2 separate regions of the Homo sapiens genome follow, and region 1 is linked to region 2. Evidence: chromatin contacts called from ENCODE Hi-C or POLR2A ChIA-PET data. All regions are on one chromosome and are shown on one strand. The core of a region is the stretch at or near the end of the contact, and the rest is flanking DNA. Distances in the headings are between cores, read along the strand shown.

Region 1 (5,531 bases), core at 2,960-5,459, 200 kb after region 2:
ACAGGGTTTTTAAAATTACGATTTCATTTTCTTGTGTTTTTTTTTTTTTTCCTCACCCTGTCCTGCTTCCTGAGATCTGACACATTTGTAGGCTAGGCTTTCGGTAATGTAACTCCAGATGGAGAAGAGGGAGACATTTTTTCACATCCTAATGCACCAGGGATAGGCTAGCAGGAGGCCACAGTTAGTACTGTGCAAAGCCTACTCTCTTAGGTATGCTGTCCTTGGTCCTGTCCCTGTGAGAGATTTTCCCCCTTCCCCTCACCCACCTTTGGGATCTGAAGAACCATCTCCATCTAACAGTGAAACTAGAAAGAACCGAGGGACTGACAGACCATGTCAGGGCCACACCCAGGACTCCAAACAGTGGTGGAAACTGAGGGGCCAACAAGGAGGATGAGGTAGAGAAGCTGGGCCATGAGGGAGCCTGGGTGTGTATTTATTTATTTACTTTTGAGAAGGGGTCTGGCTCTGTCACCCAGGCTGAAGTGCAGTGGTAGGATCACAGCTCACTGCAGCCTCGACCTCCCTGGGCTCAGGTGATCCTCCCACCTCAGCCTCCTGGGTAGCTGGAACAGCCCTGGCTAAGTTTTTTATATGTTTTATAGAAACGAGGTCTTACCATGTTGTCCAGGCTGGTCTCAAACTCTCGGCCTCAAGTGATTTGCCTGCCTCAGCCTCCCCAGATGCTGGAATTCCCGGCATGAGTCACTGTGCCCGGCGTATTTTTCTTTTTCTTTGTTTTTTTTTGTTTTAGACCTAGGTGTTTAAATCTCATGATGTACTGTGCCCTTCAGAGAGCTGGAGGATTAATTTAATCAGGGGGAGGAGTTATCTTCTGAGTCTTCACTCTCCTATGGACTTGACAGAGATTGAAACATGCCTGTTGAATCCAAAATAAGAGAGAGTTATAATGTTCCTCTAGATTCGTGTCTATACGTGGCCCGTTAATGGTGAGCTGGTGTCCCCTCTCCCTTCCATGATAAGAGATACGGTACTGGGCTCCACTTAGCAGTGGAGGTGAGTTTGTTCACTCACAGCGAAGCGTGGCATGGGGATGAGCTGGAGGAGCATGGGAAGCGCAGAATAGTTCTGTGGACAACCATCGGTATTGCTGAGAGGGGGTCTGCTCGGGTTGCTGGACAGTTTCCATCAAACGCTGTAACTTTATGGTGGCACCAGTGTGCTCAGGGCTGGGATTCCCCCGGGGTGTGGATCTGCTTGTAGCAGGATGACGTGAGAGGTGAGAGGTGGGGAGAGGGGAATGGGTGCCGTGTGAGGCTCTGCCTGCTGAGCAGCACAGAGAGTCTGTGGGGCAAGGGCAGTGAGAACACTGGCAAGATTGAGGTGGAGGCGCTGAACGTGGAGTCCAAGCAGCTCAGGGAAAGCTGAAGACAGAGGAGCAGGAAAGATGGATGGGGGAAGGACACGTGCGGAGGCGGTCAGGGCATGGGGAAGGATGCATTTATGGGAAAGATCTGGGAAGATGGGAGATTGTGGTTGAGGAGGAGGAGATTTGATGTAGGACTTCAGAGGTGGAGCAGTTCTGAGTAATGAGCAGCTTCAGAACGTGGCTTCAGGGCAGCCTCGTTGAACCTTGTCACTGATGGGACCCTCTCTTCCATCCCATGTCCACATGGCTTCTCTCCTTGCAGCCTCTGACGCACCTCCCCCGCAGCTACCCTTTTCCTATTTTCTGGTCCAGCAAGAGGAACTCACAGCATCTTTTCTTACTTCCGGAGAAATTCATTCCACATGTGTCTGATTCATTCGCGTTTACAGAAACTTGAAATTTCCAGTGTCCAAAAACCCTTTCAACTATTTTTTTTCTTCCCTTTCTTAGAAACAGGAAGTTGTGTTTGGCTGCGGACAAACTCTCTCAGTGCCCCTGGGACTTACAAGATGTTTGGAATGAGGAACGGTGAGGTCTGGGGAAGGCTTCTTTCCTCTCTCCTTTCCTGGGGCGATTCGCATCTGCCAGGGCTGGGCTGGGCAGCTCTGGGGGCTGGAAGGCCAGCCGGAACCTTCCTGTCTCTTTCTACTGAGCCCCAGGCCTGAGGGAAAGTATGTTCTAAAGAGACAGGTGGCTTTCTTGCTCTCTGCTTGTCATTACGGTTCAGAATGCACTTGTGCACTGGTGTCATGTCTCTTCCCAGTACTTGAGCAGTGGCTGTGATGAGTCCCTTGATCTATTTCAGGGGGTGTGGGCTGGCCGGCACTCAGTTTTAAGCAAGTCCTGCTCTTTCCAAAGTGGAAGGTCAGAAAAACTCCCCACCTGAAGAAGAACGAGCCAGGGAAGTGTGGTACCAGCTGTTTAGGACCACACCTATTGGTTACGTCTGGCCAGGTCATTCTGCAGTGTTGACCTGGAAAGCACACAGGTGCTTAGGAGGGGCTGGCCAGGGGCAGGGAAAGTGTGGGAGTCACAGCCCACCCACTCCGTTCGCGGGACCCTCCAGTTTTTACTGTTGCTCGTTGTGTTCTCCTGTGTTGTTTAGAATGTTGTCATATGTACGGTCAATACAACCACAGTATTTGTCGCATTAGTGATCACCAACATTGAGCCAATGAAGACGCTGGCTTAGATGGGTGACTTCTTCTTTCCCACATTCCACATGCAGCTCTCCCAATGCGAGCTCAGCGGAGGCCCCCAGAAAAACGTGGGGAGGAGAGTTTTCCCCATAAGACAGACTGTCCTTCAGCCCCGGCCACCAAAGAGGAGTAACCCGGGCCTGCTGTTCTCTGGGACTGAATGCGGCTGCATCCTTCCCTTCCTCTGCTTCCTGTCCCGGTACTTACTGACGGTGCACATGCGGGGCTTGGGGAAGCTGAGTGTCTAACCGCGGTGCAGCTACGGATGGGAAATTCTGGGCAGGGACGAGCCTGTCTTCACCTGAGGAATTCCCTCCCACATCACACAGGGCAGAGTGGGAGTGGAGGAGGGCAGAGGACACGTCTCAGGGCCAGTAACCTAGGCTTATAGAAGACGTCATCACCGTCCTCATGATGTTCACCCCGTCTCCTGTTTTTTGGGGCCATGTGTTCCGAAATGTAGCTTCAACTCATCATAGGGGCAAAAAGAAGTGATGAGTCTGTGGCAGCAGAAATCTGGGAATCCAAGGGTCGTGCTACATCTAGTCCTCTTTGATAAATTCTGCCTTCCTGTTCACATTTTTCGAGAAACCATTTTGAATTCCCAAACAGCAAAGGAAATGCTGCAGGTTCCTGGAGGGACCTGGTGATCTGGGGCAGAGCACACGGAGTCGAGATTGCTGCGGGGTTCACGAGCCTCCCCTCCTGGGACCAGGGGCACCTGGGCAGGGTAGTCTGCACCACGCAGGAAAGCCCAGTACACGCAGCTGCTCAACGCTGCAGACGCCATAGCGCAGGGCTGACAAGGCCTCCCTCTTTATCTGCCCTGGACCACAAGTGGAAAATATCAAGACAAAGCAAAAGCCAGTATCCCTTAAGAACTTTCCAATTGTTCTTGTCATTTGTAGTTTTGTTTTTTGGGGGGTGTGGGGAGGGAGGGGTGGTTTGAAACAACTCCGGAGCACACTCCAGAGGAAAACAGGAAGGGTGACATGTTTGGACACCAGAAAAGAGGAAGAGTCCTCACTAAGAGGGTGACTTGGTTAAAAAGTTCAAGCACAAAGGATGTAGAAGCAGGTGGATGTCATCAGAGAACAGATGCGGATCTAGTGAGATGGGTCCTACCACCCCTGGAATATGTTCCTGGGAGAGGGGTGGTCTGCTAGAGTGGACTGGGAATAGTAATATTGCATACTTTTGTAAATTCACAAAACCCTCTGATCTGTGATAGAGGAATAAAGGGCAGAGGATAAACCCCAGATAAAGATTCACTTATCTTAAAAATGAAAGGTTGGAAATTAACTTTATGCTACTGTACCACCTTCGAAGTATTTCTGGCAGGTGCCTGGAGGATTCAGATTAATGACCAAATTACCTGCCAAGTCAGGGCCTCCCATTAGAAGAGAGTACCAGTTTCCATTAGGAGCACTAGCTGGAAAACACAATCTTTCAGCAGAGGAAATACAGTCTTCTCTCCTTCTCTGGGTGCACAGAGTGGTCGTGGTTGGCTGGGGCAGATAATGGTGTGGTCTTCCTCTGCAGATCTGGTTTCTGAGTCCCTGGGCTGCAGCTGTTGAATTTCCAGACACAAACAAGTATGCGTTCTGAGAGCCTCGCCGAGCCCACACAACCGGGAGAGCCAAGCTGGATTCCATTCTGCTTTGCACATCAGCAGCTCTGCTGCCAGCTGAACTCCAGGGCAAAAGCTGTGCCTGGTAATGATGCAGGCAGCAGGGATGGCACAGCTGGCCTGGCTTAGGCCGTTAAGGGGGACACGCTTGGCCTTATTTGGGGGAGAGCGAGAAATGGAAGGCGATGAAGAGTTGCGGAAGCATACATCAGCCTCCACAAAACTGGTGCACAGCAGGGAAACAATCTGGTTTTGCTAGTCATCAACAACATGCCTGTGTGTGTGCCTGTTTATGCTTAGGTAAGCCCAGCCTCCCACTCGCTGAAAAGAGTAGGCAGACAAGAAGGAGTGACCAACTCTGAGTCAGCTGTCATCGTGTAGAGAGCAGCTAAGGGGAACAGTGGGGCTGGAATCTCATGGCCTTGCCTAGTGCCCCTACAGCATCCTCTCTGCCCATGGTGCCAGATATCTGAATGGGAGGACAAAGGGGGCACAGGTGGTGAAAAAAACCAAGATGCACATTTGGGTATTTTCCTTCTTTTGCTAGAATGTCATTTCTTGATGTCTGTTTCTTGTCACCCATTTGTGATCAGGGACTAAGTAAGTTCCCTCTGCACCAGACCAGGTGGAAGACTGAGCCAGAGTTCCTCTGAGCCACAGGAGAGATGAGGAGCTATGGAGCGGAGTAGGGGCTGAGGATCTGGTGCCCCCAGCTAAACTAAAAGGAGGCAGGCAGCATGTAAGAGGATGATGGGGTAGCTCACAGAGAGGAAGGGGATATTCTTTCTCAAGAATGATGAGCCCAAAGGCATCGCATAACAATTGTGATCTCCCAGCTGGACGTTTCCTGTAGCACAGGTGTTCACAGTGTGGCTCCCAAACCAGCAGCCTCCATGTCAGTCACTGGGAACTTGTTAGAAATGCAGATTCTCAGGCCACCCCAACCATTAGATCAGAAACTCTGGGGATGGGGCCCCACAATCTGTGTTTTCTTTTCTTTCTTTCTTTCTTTTTTTTTTTTTTTGAGACAGGGTCTCACTGTGTCATCCAGGCTGGAGTGCAGTGGCATGAAAATGGCTCACTGCAGCCTCAACCTCCTGGGCTCAAGTGACCCTCCCACCTCAGCCTCCTGAGTAGCTGGGACTACAGGCCTGTACCACCATGACCGACTGATTTCGTTTTTTAATTTTTTATAGAAACAGGGTCTCGCCATATTGTCATGGCTGGTCTTGAACTCCTGGGCTCAGGCAATCCTCCTGCCTCAGCCTCCCAAAGTGCTGGAATGACAGGTGTGAGCCACTGTGCCCAG
Region 2 (5,331 bases), core at 1,233-3,732:
GAACTCCTGACCACGGGTGATCTGCCTGCCTTGGCCTCCCAAAGTGCTGGGATTATAAGGTGTGAGCCACCACGCCCGGCCACCTTTGTTCTCTTTAAACATGCGGCATTCTCCACCCCTTCAGGCCATAGGTGGCCAGGCCTACGTGATGTCGAGGCTTGGTTCATAACTCACTTCGTTTCCGGACTCCCAGCCCATCCTCTCCCACAGCTTTCTACCCAGTCCTCTGTGGGACCCTTCTTGTCACGCTGTAATTGGTGGTTTTCATATCTCTCCACATGTACACTGTGAACCTGAAGGCTGGGTCATAGATCGCATCACAGATGCCCAGAGATTGTTGAGTGAATGAGTTGATGGGGGTTGAGTACGTGGCTGGATGTGAGCAGGCTGGGAAACTGTTAGAAAGGTCAGGTCGATTAACAGTGAACGCAGAAGGCCTGGGTGGGTCACAAGACCTCACCTGGCAACTCTTGGGAATTCTTTTAGGCTGTGGAATGGGACGCAAAGGATCTCACAAAAACAGCTTTTGGGAAGTCATTTTCTGGTGGCAACAGATTACAGTGAAGCGAGATTGGGCATAGCCTAGGTTGGAAAACTGAGCTTTGGCCTTGGCGTGCGATTCCGTGGGGAGGTGGCTGTAAGAAAGGCCAGAAGGGGGCCTGGCGCGGTGGCTCATGCCTATAATCCCAGCACTTTGGGAAGCCGAAGCAGGCAGATCACCTGAGGTCAGGAGTTCGAGACCAGCCTGACCAACATGGTGAAACCCCATTTCTACTAAAAATACAAAAATTAGCTGAGCATGGTGGCATGCACCTGCACTCCCAGCTACTTGGGGGCGGCTGAGGTGGGAGGATCGCTTGAGTCTGGGAGGCGGAGGTTGTGGTGAGCCAAGATCATGCCACTACACTCCAGCCTAGGCAACAGAGTAAGACTCCATCTCAAGAAAAAAGAAAGGCCAGAAGGTGATGGACGCTGGGGCAGTGAGAGTGGACCAGGGCTCGGGTGGGCACGCGAGTGATGTGGAGGCAGAGGCTGGGTTTAGTGCTCCGGGGTCGGGGAGGTGCCCTGGCTGGGTGGTTCAGTAACCTTTTGACCTTCCTGAGAGGTGAGGGAAAATGAAGCGGGTCTTCATGCCTTTCTCTTGTCACGCACATTTTCTATTTTAAATATGTATTTTTCCAATGTTTTATTTTGAAATTTTTCAAACCTACAAAAATGTTGTAAATACAATGAATGAAAAAAAGGACTAGTACAGTGAACACTTTTTTTTTTGAGACAGAGTCTCACTCTGTCCCCAGGCTGGAGTGCAGCAGCGTGATCTCAGCTCACTGCAACCTCTGCCTCCCGGCTTCAAGCAATTCTCCTGCCTCAGCCTCCGGAGTAGCTGGGACTACAGGTGTGCGCCACCTTGCCCGGCTAAATTTTTGTATTTTTAGTGGAGATGGGGTTTCACCATGGTGGCCTGCCTGGTCTCGAACTCGTGACCTCGTGATCCCCCCATGCCTTGGCCTCCCAAAGTGCTGGGATTACAGGTGTGAGCCACCGCACCTGGCTGTACAGTGAACACTCTTATACCTTTGATCTACATTCAGTGATTGAGTTAATCACGTTTGCTTTCTCTCTGTTTGCACCCGCATGTATTTTTCAGAACCATTTCCCAACTGGGGGCAGCCATTGTGAGGCTTCCCACCAGGTGCCTCGGCCTGTGTCTCCAAAAACACGGATGCTGTCCCACACTGAGAAATGGCGGCATTGCTTTGTGCTGCGAGCTGACGTACGCGTCATAAATGTCCTCCAATCATGCCCATCATGTTCTTCTTTAGACGTTTTTTTTTTTGTTTTTTTTTTTGAGACGCACTCTTTCGCCCAGTCTGGAGTGCAGTGGCACAATCTAAGCTCACTGCAACCTCCACCTCCCAGGTTCAGGTGATTCTCTTGCCTCAGTCTCCTGAGTAGCTGGAATTACAGGCACCTGCCACCACGCCTGGCTAATTTTTGTATTTTTAGTAGAGACGGGGTTTCACCACGTTGGCCAGGCTGGTCTCAAACTCCCAACCTTGTGATCCTCTCGCCTGGGGCTCCCAAAGTGCTAGGATTACAGGCGTGAGCCACCATGCCCAGCCTTCTTCGGAGCTTTTTAAAAAAAGTCCTAGGATGCAGTCAAGGGTCACGCCTTGTATTTAGTCATTAGGTTTCTTTAACCTCATTTTAATCAAGAACAGTTTCTCTACGCCTTTTATTTTTTGGTTTTTTATGGCATTGACATTTTTGAAAAGTTCGGGCCAGTTATCTTACAGGATGCCTCTCAATTTGGGTTTTCCCGACTGTGTTTTCATGGCTGAGTTAGGAAGCAGTGCGCGGGCGGTGCTGTACCCTACTCGGGGAGAGCAGGATCCCCCGTGAAGGGGGCTGGTCGGGAGAGGAGGCTGAGCACCTGGCTCGGGACGCCCAACAGGTTTCGCCATCATAAAGGGGCTTCCCCCTTGGTCGTGACTACACTGCAGGTGATTCTTTGAATCAGCGTGAGTGTCTCGTTCTCCAGCCGTACTTTGCCCGGCGTCTCAGCGTCCGTTGGTGATTCTCACATTGTTGATTATTATTGTGGCAGGCGCGAATGTGGTTCCTTATTGTACCGTTTCTTCAGCATTTAGGGGCTGCTCACTCTTTCTTTCTTTCTCTTTCTCTTTTCTTTTCTTTTTTTTTTTCTTTTTTGAGGTGGGGTCTCACTGTGTTGCCCAGGCTGGAGTTCAGTGGTGCGATCTTGGCTCACTGCAACCTCTGCCTCCTGGGTTCAAGCAATTCTCCTGCCTCAGCCTCCTGAGTAGCTGGGATTACAGGCACCGGCCACCACACCTGGCTAATTTTTGTGTTTTTGGTAGAGGCGGGGTTTCACCATGCTGGCCAGGCTGGTCTTGAACTCCTAACCTCAGGCGATCCACCCACCTCGGCCTCCCAAAGTGCTTGGATTACAGGAGTGAGCCACCATGCCCGGCCAGGGGCTGCTTTTTCTCTGTAAAGAATAGCTTTCCTTTTCCCTGTATAAATTCTTTTGAAATTACTTTTTAGACTCAGGGTGGACTGATGGATTACCCCACCCTTTTTTATTATTCCACCTGTGTAGTAGTGTCACCCTGTCACCACTTATTTCGGGGTTCTTATTGTCCTAACTTTAGCCAGCTTTGTGAGGCCGCATTGCTGTTTGAGTGCTCGATCGCTTCCTGCAGAAACAAAATGTTCCAGGTTGCTTTATGCTTCCCATTAAGCCCCAGATCCGAAATCAGCTGTTTTTCCAAGGAGCCCTGGTTCCTTTCAATAGAGAAGGATATTTAGACACTAAGTTCTGGGTGCTGCTGGAGACAGTATTGGTTTTAGGCCAGTTTTTAAGAATTGTGAGCCAGCGGGCACGGTGGCTTATGCCTGTAATTCCAGCACTTTGGGAGGCCAAGGTGGGCTGGTCGTTTGAGGTCAGGAGTTTGAGACCAGCTTGGCTAACATGGCGAAACCCCGTTTCCACTAAAAATACAAAAATTAGCCAGGCGTGGCTGCACATGCCTGTAGTCCCAGCTACTCGGGAGGCTGAGGCAGGAGAATCGCTTGAACCTGGTAGGTGCAGGTTACAGTGAACTGAGATCACACCTCTGTACTCCAGCCTGGGTGACAGAGTGAGACTTCGTCTCAAAAAATAATAATAAAATAAAATAAAAACCATGAACCTTTCCTGATATCTCTGATCTCATTCCACATCTGTGCCTCCCTTTCCCCCCAGTGGGGTGGGCTCCGGCTCTGCAGTGCACGTGGAAAAGCTTCTGAATTGCTAAACCTATTCCATAGCCAGCAACAAACTTAGACACAACACAACATATTTTTCAATTCATTTTGGTCTTAGGTTATATAGCACTACATTAAAAATTTATTTGGGCTGGGCGTGGTGGCTCACGCCTGTAATCCCAGCGCTTTGGGAGGCCGAGGCGGGCGGATCACAAGGTCAGGAGATCGAGACCAGCCTGACCACCATGATGAAATCCCGTCTCTATTAAAAATACAAAAATTAGCTGGGTGTGGTGGTGTGCACTTGTAATCCCAGCTACTCAAGAGGCTGAGGCAGGATAATCGCTTGAACTCGGGAGGTGGAGATTGCAGTGAGCCGAGATCATGCCACCACCGCACTCCAGTCTGGGTGACAGAGCGAGACTCAGTCTCAATAAATAAATAAATAAATAAATTATTTGGATTGATTGTTCTGTTATTCCTCCTGTGAAAGATCAGGTTCGTAAGATAACTAATTTTTGGTCATCAGATTAAAAATGTATTCAAGGAAGGGGGGGTAAAGAGTTCAAGAGGGATTTCATACTGCAGCTGGAGGCACTTAGTAGTTTCTAGCTTAGGGTCAAGACCAAGTAAGAGCCGGCCCCATCGTCTTCTCGTAGCAGCAGCTGTGCCTCATCCATGCGGAATCCTCTGGGAACGCGCGGGGCCGCGAGGCCGTGTGCACAGACCCGAGTGACCGCGCAGTCTCATAGCGGCTCTCCCTACCAGGTACTCAGACCCCACGCAGTGGACGGCCTTCCTGGGCTTGCACGACCAGAGCCAGCGCAGCGCCCCTGGGGTGCAGGAGCGCAGGCTCAAGCGCATCATCTCCCACCCCTTCTTCAATGACTTCACCTTCGACTATGACATCGCGCTGCTGGAGCTGGAGAAACCGGCAGAGTACAGCTCCATGGTGCGGCCCATCTGCCTGCCGGACGCCTCCCATGTCTTCCCTGCCGGCAAGGCCATCTGGGTCACGGGCTGGGGACACACCCAGTATGGAGGTAAGCTTCGGGCTGACCTAGGGCTCCGCAGAGGGCCTGGGGCCTTTCTCCAAGGCCGTGTTTCCTCTGCGTGTCCGGTCTCGGGGCGGGGGGCTGCTCCAGTCTCCCTCTGCCTGGCAGAATGAGGCTGTCCAGGGCGGAATGGAGGCCTTTAGTAAAAGGGGCATGGGATTTGCAGCCTGGGCTCAGGATTGAAGGTTGGCTTTGCCCCTAACTAGCTGAGTGACCTTGAGCGAGTTGCTTAAGCTCTGATCCTGTTTGTGCATGCGCGTAATGAAGATAGCAACACCTTAAGCCCAGTGGTGCTTAAGGCACGTGAGGGGGTGGGTATGAAGGGAAGCAGGCCGTTAGTTGGCAAATGCTAGATTGAAAGAATCCACTGTACAGCATATGCTGAACATTTGTCGTCTTTGGAGAGGAAAGAAAACGAACAGGACTTACAGCTCCAATGCCCTCACAGAACCCCGCGGGCATTTGCGGCGCCTTCCCTCCGCCTCTCTGCTTCTTGTTCCCTCACCCC

The links. A loop is a pair of places that touch in the nucleus more often than their neighbours do. ChIA-PET counts read pairs that join two places held with the same protein, here RNA polymerase II (POLR2A). Pooled maps may share reads with other maps.
Region 1: a map of body of pancreas shows a loop between it and region 2 (2.4-fold over the local background). The contact joins two enhancer-like sites. A Hi-C loop is called at or near these places in 14 of 168 maps with a recorded cell type or tissue (Calu3, HepG2, PC-3 and 9 more) and 14 of 50 pooled maps. POLR2A ChIA-PET finds 5 or more read pairs at or near these places in 3 of 52 experiments (H1, Panc1 and WTC11).

Annotation. Positions count from the first base shown.
Region 1 is chr11:130,399,167-130,404,697 of GRCh38, forward strand. It overlaps ZBTB44-DT (ZBTB44 divergent transcript), which reads left to right. Exons shown (of 7, transcript NR_148980.1): 6 at 1,844-1,921; 7 at 4,135-4,491. Among named protein-coding and RNA genes, the nearest start is that of ADAMTS8, 27 kb to the right of the region's middle. Within about 2 kb of position 4,210, at least 14 of the 41 ENCODE cell types and tissues checked have a DNase peak (open chromatin) inside an H3K27ac peak, as active enhancers do.
Region 2 is chr11:130,203,874-130,209,204 of GRCh38, forward strand. It overlaps ST14 (ST14 transmembrane serine protease matriptase), which reads left to right. Exons shown (of 19, transcript NM_021978.4): 17 at 4,537-4,811. Among named protein-coding and RNA genes, the nearest start is that of ST14, 47 kb to the left of the region's middle. Within about 2 kb of position 2,483, at least 2 of the 41 ENCODE cell types and tissues checked have a DNase peak (open chromatin) inside an H3K27ac peak, as active enhancers do.